2 separate regions of the Homo sapiens genome follow, and region 2 is linked to region 1. The links are chromatin loops, found by intact Hi-C in ENCODE. Cell type or tissue: heart left ventricle. All regions are shown on one strand. Links, peaks and the distances in the headings refer to the core of each region. The heading gives the core; the rest is flanking DNA. Region 1 has its middle 60 kb from the start of C12orf71. Region 2 has its middle 51 kb from the start of STK38L.

The links. Hi-C counts contacts between places; a loop is a spot of excess contacts. Peaks named below come from ENCODE experiments on the same cell type or tissue, not always from the same donor. Only the 100,000 strongest peaks of a DNase experiment are listed, where the experiment ranks them.
Region 2: it touches region 1 in a loop (1.9-fold over the local background); 7 of 110 quality-filtered maps call a loop at or near these places.

The regions. Positions count from the first base shown.
Region 1 is chr12:27,139,573-27,144,959 of GRCh38, reverse strand. It overlaps the pseudogene LOC124902904. Among named protein-coding and RNA genes, the nearest start is that of C12orf71, 60 kb to the right of the region's middle. In heart left ventricle, for the core only: CTCF peaks have their summits at 2,446 and 2,651 (motif pointing right); a DNase peak (open chromatin) is centred at 2,639; H3K4me3 peaks cover 532 bases; H3K27ac peaks cover 424 bases.
Region 2 is chr12:27,190,834-27,196,220 of GRCh38, reverse strand. It overlaps the pseudogene LOC124902904. Among named protein-coding and RNA genes, the nearest start is that of STK38L, 51 kb to the left of the region's middle. In heart left ventricle, for the core only: a CTCF peak has its summit at 2,153; a DNase peak (open chromatin) is centred at 2,260; H3K27ac peaks cover 4,998 bases.

The DNA of each region.
Region 1 (5,387 bases), core at 91-5,090:
AAAGTGGTAACACGGTTACCTATACCTATAAAATAGCAGCTTGGAAATCTTAAGTCACCAGCTCCTAGAGTTAAAGTTGAATGAATCAGATGAGATAAATGGAAATAAATCCACCTTCCTAACAACTAAAGCATTGGCTGGGCGCGGTGGCTCATGCCTGTAATCGCAGCACTTTGGGAGGCTGAGGTTGGTGAATCACTAGGTCAGGAGATCAAGACCATCCTGGCCAACATGGTGAAACCCCGTCTCTACTAAAATACAAAAAATTAGCCGGGCGTGGTGGCACACACCCGTAGTCCCAGCTATTCGGGAGGCTGAAGCAGGAGAATCGCTTGAACCTGGGAGGCAGAGGTTGCAGTGAGCCGAGATTGCGCCACTGCACTCCAGCCTGACAAAGGAGCAAGACTCTGTCAAAAAACAAACAAACAAACAAAAACATTCGTTTAAATCCCCAATGCGTCTGCCCTAAAGTGATGGGCTTATGAAAATAAAAGGTGACTGTAATTTTAAGAAAGGTAGCTTAATATCTATTATTTGTCAGATATTTCTATCCTAAAAATGACTCTATGAATGCTATTTCATAGAGTGCTATTTCTATTCTATTTTATAGAATGCTATTTCGTATTTTAAATATATCACATTCTTTAGTAAAGCCATTTACCTTTTGAAACTTCTCAGTGATACATGGGTATTTTTTTTAAATTTGTAATTTCTTCCTTTGTCCACAAAAATATGGATTGCTCATCAACTCAATATGGGAGAATGAAATGAAAATTAAATCCTTTAAGCCCATGAATCCTTAAGATTCATGAAATAGCCAGGGAAATATTTTATTTTTATTAAGTGAATGATAACAGGAACATGAGAATAGTCAAATCAGTTTTAATTTTGAGGACTATTTTAATTGTTGTCATATATAACATCACAAAGTTTCTCAACTATTCTCTAATTTTGGGGTATGTGCATACATTTTAGCAATACTGTTGAATTTTTATTAGGAGATTATCAGGGATTGAGTTTACTGTAATGACAATTTTCAACTGGAAAGTGGATGAGGGCCCTGCAGTTCATCTAATTTTATAATTCGAAAATGAAAGAGAAACCAATCCTAATGTTTACATGACACAACATGATTTTACATCTTTTCTACTACCATTTTTTATTTTATTTAGTGTCACTTTTTAAAGAACCAATTTGCTCATAAAACTTGTCCAAGTATTCTGAGAAATAATGGTGTATTTTTGTCCAGAGCCCAGAGAGTAGGAAAGGAAATTAAGAGTGTTAAGCAATATTAACTCCTCCAAAAGAGACACTCAAATACCCTGCGTGGGAGATGACTTATTTTTACTACAAGCCACAAAGATCCCTACAATGGTTACTATATTTTTGCTTCTCTCTCCCTCTTTTTTTTTTAAGATGGAGTCTTGCTCTGTCACCCAGGCTGGAGTGCAGTGCCGCCATCTGAGCTTACTGCAACCCCCGCCTCCCAGGTTCAAGATACTCTCCTGTCTCAGCCTTCACAGGAACTGGGATTACAGGCACCCACCACCACACCCAGCTAGTTTTTCTATTTTTAGTAGAGACAAGGGTTTCACCATGTTGACCAGGCTTGTCTTGAACTCCTGACCTCGAGTGACCCGCCCTCCTCGGACTCCCTAAGTGTTGGGATTACAGGTGTGAGCCACTGTGCCCAGCCAGCTTCTCTCTTTTTACAAAGACATGCATGTATTCCTGGGTCACAAATTCATAGATTACAGGACAAAATTATCCAAGAATGCCAAAAATTACAAGTAGAATAATGTTATAAGAAATAAAAGTTTGTGAATAGGGATTATTTTAAACTTCCAAATATAATGATTCAAGTTCACAAAGGCTAAGAGAAGGGATGCTATAATGAAATACACTTCCCAGTAAACCCACAGGCTTTTAAATTGTTGTCTCTTATAAAATGGGCAAAATATTACCTATCATAATTATACGATTACTCCTTAAGAGTCACTTAATAATCATACAATATTTCAATTAGATAATATATATTTTCTTCTTATGAATTAGGTCAAGAACTGTTTGACATTATTCAATAACATTTGTGATTCCTCATCTAACAGGTCAGAATTCAAGTTCAAAGAAAAAAAATCACCTTTTCCCAGTTAACTAATCATCCTTGCATAATATAAGTCCTTAGTCCTTAGTGATATTCATCAATATGATCTTTTTAAATATATATTTTCCCACTTTCTCATTGTTAAGAAATAGCAGTGAATTCCTCCTGTCTGCTATTGCTGTTTTTACTACTTCCTTTAGAAATAGTGGCAATGTGCAAAGAAGAAACAATTGAAAAAAATGGAATTATAAACTGGGATAAGTTATCTGTTTTAACAAAAACTACTCCACTATATTTCATGACAATACTTTAAATATGGTCTACATTTCCAACCCGAAATCATATCTTCCCCTGACAACACAAGCTGGAAAATCTGGAAATAGCTTTCTAATGTAAAACTTTAAAAAACAGAATACAAATTATTTCAATAAGTTCTTATCAGAAGTTCAGTCCTTTTAAGAAAGAAAATCCCTGTTCCCTTTCCCTTTTCCCTTTCAGAGAACTCCTCAGGGCTCCCGCAGGAACTCAGTCTCTGACATGTGTGCTCTTACCAGAAGGGGGCACTGTTGAATGATGCTGACCATCTCCCATTAGCAAGTACGGGGACAAGCCAAGTCCTGAATCTTCCAGTGCTCAGTCCCTTGGAAATGCCCATACTTCTTCCCCATGCCAATATTTTATTGGATATTAATATCCAAATAATCTAAACTTCTAAGAGAAAGTTAAATATTATGGACTCATGAAACACTCAGGAAAATATTTTTATTAAGGGAACGATAACAGGAACATGAGAATATTCAAGTTAGTTTAATAGTGAATGTTATTTTAATTATTTTCATATGCAACGTCACAAAGTTTACCCCATATGCTCTAATCTCTGGCTACATGTGTATATTTTAGCAATAGCACTGAATTTTTATTAGAAGATTATCAGGGATTGAGTGTACTGGAAGTTTAATAACAAAATCACTTTGTATGTGATTAAGAGTGTATGAGTGAAACGAAAAAGTGGGGAAAAAAAAGTTTGATAAAAAAGGCAGCTGAACTCAAGGGATGTAAATATTGCCCTGGGGTCTTACAAAAATAAATAAATAACACATCTACTGCAATTCAGTCCCAACATTTGGTTAGCATCTCATATCCAAATTAAGCTAACAACAGGTGAATATTTCCCCTTGACTTTGCAGACACAATGTAGAACACTACCTCTATCCATATCTACCATCAATTCTTCCCTGCAGCAGAGCTAGCTCCACTGCCATGTTGTCCATCTGTTGACTGAGTTTTACTGTTACCTTACCTAGCAACTATGGGGTAAGGACCTCACAAAAAGAGGGGAAAGAGAAAAATATCAAAAGAGATTTTTAGAGAAAATACAAAAGCAAGAATTTTAAACTGAGTAACTTTCTAAGTCTTGTTTAAGAGCCCCAGCTTCAATAAAATGAGAAACATGCTCACATAGGCAACTGACAAAGAGTTTTAAGATTAAAACATGGCTGGGCATGGTGACTCATGCCTATAATCCCAGTGCTTTGGGAGGCCAAAATGGGAGAATTGCTTGAGGCCAGGAGTTCCATACTAGCCTGGGCAACACAGTAAGATCCTATCTCTAAAAAAATTAAATAAAACATGAACCAAATGACAGATCTCCTTTTGCTACTGAGGAAGCAAGACATATACCAAGACTTTCCACTGTGATTGAATCTTTGACAGAAAATTTAATTTTGAAAATAGCAATGGAGTAAACCTTGTTATTTCCAGGTCTATAAAGGATTTTCCTGTAGTAGATAATGTATGTAATGCCCGGTACCATGCTGGCATATAGTCAGCATAAAATACATGTTTGAAATAAAAACAGAAGGGAAAAATAAATAAACCATTTTCTCTCCTCTCTCCTTGGTACCCATTTTCTAATCCAGCATGACACCTTTCCATACTCCAACCAAAGAAACAAAATAGAAAAAAGGAGGGGAGATGGCCCTCAGAGAGAGGAATTTCTGCAACTCTTTACACATCATTTCAAATGAGTAGATTTCAAACGGATATGCTCTCTCCATCCACCAAAAAAAAAAAAAAAAAAAAAAACAGAGAGGTTAAGAACTTGCCAAATGTCACACAGCAAACAAACTAGAAGGCCTGGATTAATAAAATAGAGAGAACAAACAATAAAGCTTGTTTAGCCACTAAAATGGATACTTCAAGTTATAGAATGTACCCTGAGTTTCGTAGAAGTACAGTGAGTCTTATTTAATTGGAATGATTTACATGTGGAATAGACCAAAAGTAGAAGGCCAAATTAGATGACCTCAAAAAGGCTCTGTTGTTTTGTGTTTATATAATGTAAGCATGCTTTCTATACAGATTTCAAAAATCCAATTACATAGTAAATAATCAGTGTGCTTAAATAATAACTACTAGCAAAACCATGCATTTAAGCCCATTATTTACAAAATTAAGAAAACTAGTATGAATGGATGGATGCTCCAAATATCCTAAAGTCAAAAGTATTTCTAAAGGTTGATAAAATGATTAATATTTCATATCAAAAGTCTAAAAATAAAAATTGTCATTAGCATTTTGTGATAAAAAGTCAATATAATCAAAGATTATTCTTAAAATGAAGTAGGATGAGGGCACGTAGTAATTAACCGCCTTCCTTGCACACCTCCAGAGAATTTCGACTTTGCCCTAGGAATGTACGTCTATGAGAGACAGAGTGACAGAGAGAGAGAGAGAGAGGAGAGACTGTGTCACACACCTCTGTGTCTCTGAACTTATCTTCATAATCCAATCTGTCCTTCTCTACAGCTGTCAGTTTCAACTTCAAGTTAGATATTTCAGCCATCAGATCCAACTTCTGAGTTTCTAAGGATGCCCTACTTAGAAGCTCCTATTGGAATTTAAAAGATACATTCAATAATTCTTTTATTATAAACAGCCACATGTGAATTTACCTCATTTATGATAGCACAAAGCAGCACCTATCAAGTAGAGGACGCATTAAAGTATAATTACTGAATATACATACTTTTTAAAAATTATTCACTTTAGGCCGTGCGCGGTGGCTCACGCCTGTAATCCCAGCACTTTGGGAGGCTGAGGCGGGCGGATCACTTAAGGTCAGGAGTTTGAGACAAGCCTGGACAGTATGATGAAACCTCATTTCTACTAAACATACAAAAATTAGCTAGTGTAGTGGCAGGTGCCTGTAGTCCCAGCTACTCGAGGGGCTGAGGCAGGAGAATTGCTTGAACCCAGGAGGCGGAGGTTACAGTGAGCCGAA
Region 2 (5,387 bases), core at 157-5,156, 51 kb before region 1:
AAGTATAATGATACTTATCCGGGCCCTTTCCGACTAGGCCCTTTTCTTGGGTGCAGTTCCCTCAAAGGCAGAGCCTGAGACAAGGATCTGAATGTAAGTGGTTTATTTGGAGATAAACCCAAGTAAAAGAATGAACAGGAGAGAGAGAAGAGAGACAGAGACGGAGAGGGAAACGGGACAGAGTGGAGGAAACCAACACAGGGTGTGTTGATGAGCAGATTACTACAGTGGGCTCAGTTCCACTGGAGACCTCCAAGAGCCCACCTGTGAGTTGGCCCCCATATTTCTCTCTGTCATTGGTTGAGAATGGCTCTCGGTGGCATTAACTCCCTTTTATTCCAGGCTGCCTTATGCACAAGTCACACAAGCTCCCAGCTAGAGAACACCCCCCAGGCAAAGCTGTAGGTGCCTGCAATAAAAAGCTGTCAGCATGTTTGTACCTGAACCATGAGTGCCAAGGGGATTCAACGGGGCACCAACAGCACATGTTGCAGCCATCCTGTTCCAGTCTCCTTGACGTGTTACCCTAGTTACCCTCATCCCCCCTCCCTACAACCAGCTCAAAATTCCTCTCATCATTGCAAATCTCTGATGCTCTTGTCTCCTCACTCTCAGCAGATGACCTTGTCTCCTAGTTCACAAAGGAATATTGAAGATCTCAGAATGGAACTTGCCAAGTTCCTGCCAACAATTCTAACATGCCGCCCACATCCATACCCATCACTTCTCCCTCCTCACCTCTTCATTAGAGGATGCATTTCTCTCTTATCTAAGGCCAAACTTCTCTGCCTATTCTTGGTCCTGTCCCTTCCAGCTGCTTGGCCACTCTCCTCAGTTGATTGCCTCGTCTCCCTCGTGAGTCTTCAACGACTGTCTCTCTCACCTCCTCTCTCCCATCTTAAAACAAACAACTCTCGGTCAAATCCACATCCCATTCCATCTATTGTGCTGTCCCTCTCCTCCTCTCTCCCATCTTAAAACAAACAACTCTCGGTCAAATCCACATCCCATTCCATCTATTGTGCTGTCTCTCTCCTGCTCTTTACACCAGAGTTTATTGAAATAGTATCTTAGACATGTGGCCTCCAGTCTCCTCTCATTCATTTCCAATCAGTCACAGGTGATCTCCCTGTGGCAGAAGTCAGAGGACACCAGTCCTTATCCCTCTTGCCCTTTCAGCAGCATTTGACTCTGGACATTCATTTCTCCCCTGGACTCCCATTGGAGTGATTCTTTTGATTTTTCTCCTTTCTCTCTGGCTCCTCCCATCTCAGTCTCTTTATTCACCTCTTTGATGATGCTGTTTTCAGCTCTCCAACCTTCTTCACCAGTGGCCTTACCCACTTCTACACCATTAATTATCATGTCAAGGCTGATGATTCCCAGATCTACAGAAACAGTCCAGGTTTCCCCCCTGACTTGACCTAAATATGCACTTGCTTAACGCTCACACTCTGTTCTGTCATTTTAACCAAGTCATTAAATTTCCCTTAACCTACGTTCTTGGGCAAAACATGGAAATGAGAGCAACTACTTCTTTATTTTGAAATAATTCTAGAGTCACAGAGAGTTACAGAGATAGTACAGAGAGGTCCCCTGTACCCTCACGCAGTTTCCCCCAATGGTTATATTTTATATAACTATAGTACAATATCAAAACCAGGAAACTGACATTAAAACAATGTATATAGTTCTCTGATATGTTATCAAGTGTAGATTCATGAAACCACTACTGTAATCAGGACACAGAAGTATTCGGTCACCACAAAGATCCTCCTCATTTGCTTCTTTTTAAAAATGTTTATTTTTTTTAAATCCTCATCAGATCCTTGAGAGAAGGGACATACATATAATTTTGCCATGTGTTCTCAGTGTCCAACATGTGCTCTTAAAAGGCATTGCTAAATGTTTGGGAAAACAAGAATGGAATAAAAGAAGGCAGATTCCATCTGTGGAGGTCACAGACATCAGCCTGGGAGCCAGGACAGACCATGAAACCTCTTAGCTCCATACCAGGAGCCAGGAGCCAGGAGCCTGAGGACAGAGGCTTCCTCCCCAGATTTACATCCTGTTGAATGAGATGTTGGCAGACACAGGCTAGAAGTCGGAGTGGTGAGGCTTACCTCACACTCATTCCAACAATCACAGCCCCTGTCTGTAGCAGAGAGGAAGGACTTTTTCAGTCCAGGACCTTTTTTGGAAATCTCTCACATCACACCACATGGCCAGTTCCCCACTCCAGCTATCTGATGCCTGCCCTGCTCTGCCTGACATCACTGGCACATTCCTGTGCTTGCTGGCAGCACCCAGGAGATCATCCCAACCTCTGCTTTTTTGCTACTCAGCCAGCATGTGGGACATTTGTCTCAAGGCTCAAGAAAAGTGTTTGGTCCTAGGGCATGATTTAAAAATTATGCTTAACAGTAATTGCCCTTAATAGGTCATATTTGTTTGCTCAGTAATTATCATAGTCAATAAGTGAACTCTGAAACTAAGAAGAGAGGCAAAACATAGAACAAAACAGCTAAAAAATGCAAAGACAGCTACACATATGTTCAGGTTATAAGCCCTATATAGAACGTGTGTGTGTCCGTGCCACCAAATTAGGTACTGTTGGAGTGAAAAATAAAGGAGTATTTATCCAGCAGTGAGCTATGTTATTATATTATAATAGGCTTTAATTAGAGAGAAAGTCAAGTTTGTGTTCCCTTAATAGCCTGGTTAAAGTCTCTGAAATTAGAAAACTTAGCTTAGAATCTTTGTGTCAGCAATGAGCAATCTGTGTTGTCCATTCTGCAAGTCTCAAAGGGCAATTATTTGATTTACAAGCCAGAAACTCATTTATCAGTTGTAGTTTATAAACTTGGTGCAGCAATTTGTGAGTTGACGTCATGCTTATAGCAGGGTGGTTTGGAAACAGTCCACATGGGGATTCATTTCATTTCCTTTTCTTTTTTTTCCTTTTTTTAGACAGGGTCTCACTCTGTCACCCAGGCTAAAGTGCAGTGGTGCAATGACAACTCACTGCAGCCTGGACCTCCCAGGCTGAAGTGATCCTCCAGCCTCAGCCTCTTGGGTAACTAGGACCATAGGCACGCACCCACCACACCTAGCTAATTTTTTATTATTTTTTTTTATGTTTGTAGAGACAGGCTGGTCTCAAACAGTCCTCCCACCTCAACCTCCCAAAGTGCTAGGATTACAGATGTGAGCCACTGTGCCTGGCTGGATTTATTTTCAGTAGTGGAAGTGAGAGGCATGGAAATAAGGCAACACCTGGGTCCCTTGGTCTTGAGAAACTTGGAGATTTGGAAGCACAGTGTGTCTTGTACATTGAGTAGAGGGCCTGACTGATCTCATGTCAGAGTCCCTCTGATTTTCAAGCTCTACATTCACAGAGAGCACACACAGAATGGATGGGCATGTGTGGAAGTTCAGGGATCTTTGTTTTGTTCACTGGCATTTCCTCAGTGCTCAGAATAGTGCATGGTGGGCTCTCAGGATATTTTTGTTGACTAATTATTCAATACTTAACAATGTGTGCAAAGGAGAAAGAACAAATCAATAGCTATTCAGTTGCCAACAAGCCCAGAGTGTCACTCTCAGACTTAGCCACAAACTTTGCTGTTGGGTCACAGCAAAATGAAAGAGGAGAGGGAAAAACCAGGAACCAGAAGAGTAAGGACTGAGGGTGAACCGAAGGAGCTCTGGAAACTCTGTGGTCCAGGCCCAGCGTGGTTTGGTTTAGATGACAGGTTGGTTCAATCTAAAGTGTGGGACACGTCAGTGGGAGTTCCAGTGACAGGCTAGAATCAAAGTCAGGTGGATGGAGAGTGGGTCAATCCCAGCAGAGCCCAGCCAGTGGCTGAAGGTATCAGAGAAAGGACTTGGTTTTATAGGGGAGGGACCTGGCAAGAACTAAGAACATTTGAAAGGGCAAAAGAACTAGAGTGCAGGGCTATGGAAATGATCAAAGTGCAAACATAGTGCGTTAACATGGTAGGTGCCTGGGGAAGGCTGTTATCTGTCCAGTCGACATGGATGCCCAGGGCTTCCTAGGTCTTTGCTGGCAAGTCAGATTCTAAGGGTCAGCAGCTGGACAAGGGCTGATGATAGTGTAGGCAGGGCCAAGCCTACACATAAAGGAGACCAGATCAGCTCTCTCACTGCACGCTTCCATTGTATCCTTAATATGCTTTTGGGCAACACTACTTACACTTGCAATTACCTCAACAGCTTTTGTACCTTGCTGGTATATGAGGGCGGGCATTGTTTTTATATTGACTACCACTATATCCCCAGCACAATACTTGGCACATGATGCGCACGCAGTGTGACTAAAGGAAAGAACTGGGGCCTGTCTATGGAAGAGGCTTGCAAAAGCAGAGATGGACTCTGAGACTCAGCAGACTTACATCCCAGCAATATTTCTCAACTCATCTACCTCTTACTTCTTTGCAAGGGTCAGGACTGGAATTAAGGAGAAGGAAAGTACACCACAGTCATGACCTGCCCTGTAGAGCAAAGCTTAACAGGACAGCTCTGCTATGCTGCCCCTGTTGTCCTGAATAGCACCAGATTTTCTGTTGCAATTACACAGTTTAGTCTTTGAATAGTGCATTTTCATGCCAGCATTTTCTTCTACATTAAAGAAGAGAGCTAATAAGACAGTATGAGGGTCCAAGGAGAGGAAAGGTGAGGAGTAGAGAGAGGAATGAGAGAAAGAAAAGGAAGAAAAGTAAAGATCTCATTATCATTTGCACCAGGACTGGATTTGGGCTGTTAATGGCTCTGCTTCTCAGTTACTGCCCCAACCTGCCCATTGCTGACTTCTACTCTCCTACGATGCTGCAGTGGCAACAATCACCTCAGGAGAACCTCCCAGAGACAAACAGCCCTGCCCACCACACAGCAGAGCAGCAGCCAGTTTTGTTCTGACCTCCTGACTTCCACACCTCACATGTTAAAGTTCAGCTCCACTGCACTTGCTCCTCTCCTAGGACTTTTCTCCTTGTAGCATGAGCATCCCTGTCAGTGAGACAGAGCTGGATGGTATTAAACTCTAGAACGCCTCTGTAGCCAAAGCTAATAAACAATGGAAAGAAGGGTGGATGGTGGAAAAGAAAGATTCTCTGTGTGTATATGTGTATTTTTAAACTAACAGGAAAAACATTGCAAATGGAATTTCAGTAGAACAAAATCTTATCCAACAGGAAATTTTAAATGATTCTAAGAAATACCAAAGAACGCAGACTGTTTGCAGAAAAACCAATGGATGACAACATTGCCTCTAAAAGGACTTGCTGTTTGAGATAAAAAAAAATAGCAAAAACTGGCCTACACCCACAAAGCAAATAGCTGTAAGGGATGATGGGAACAAACTGGAA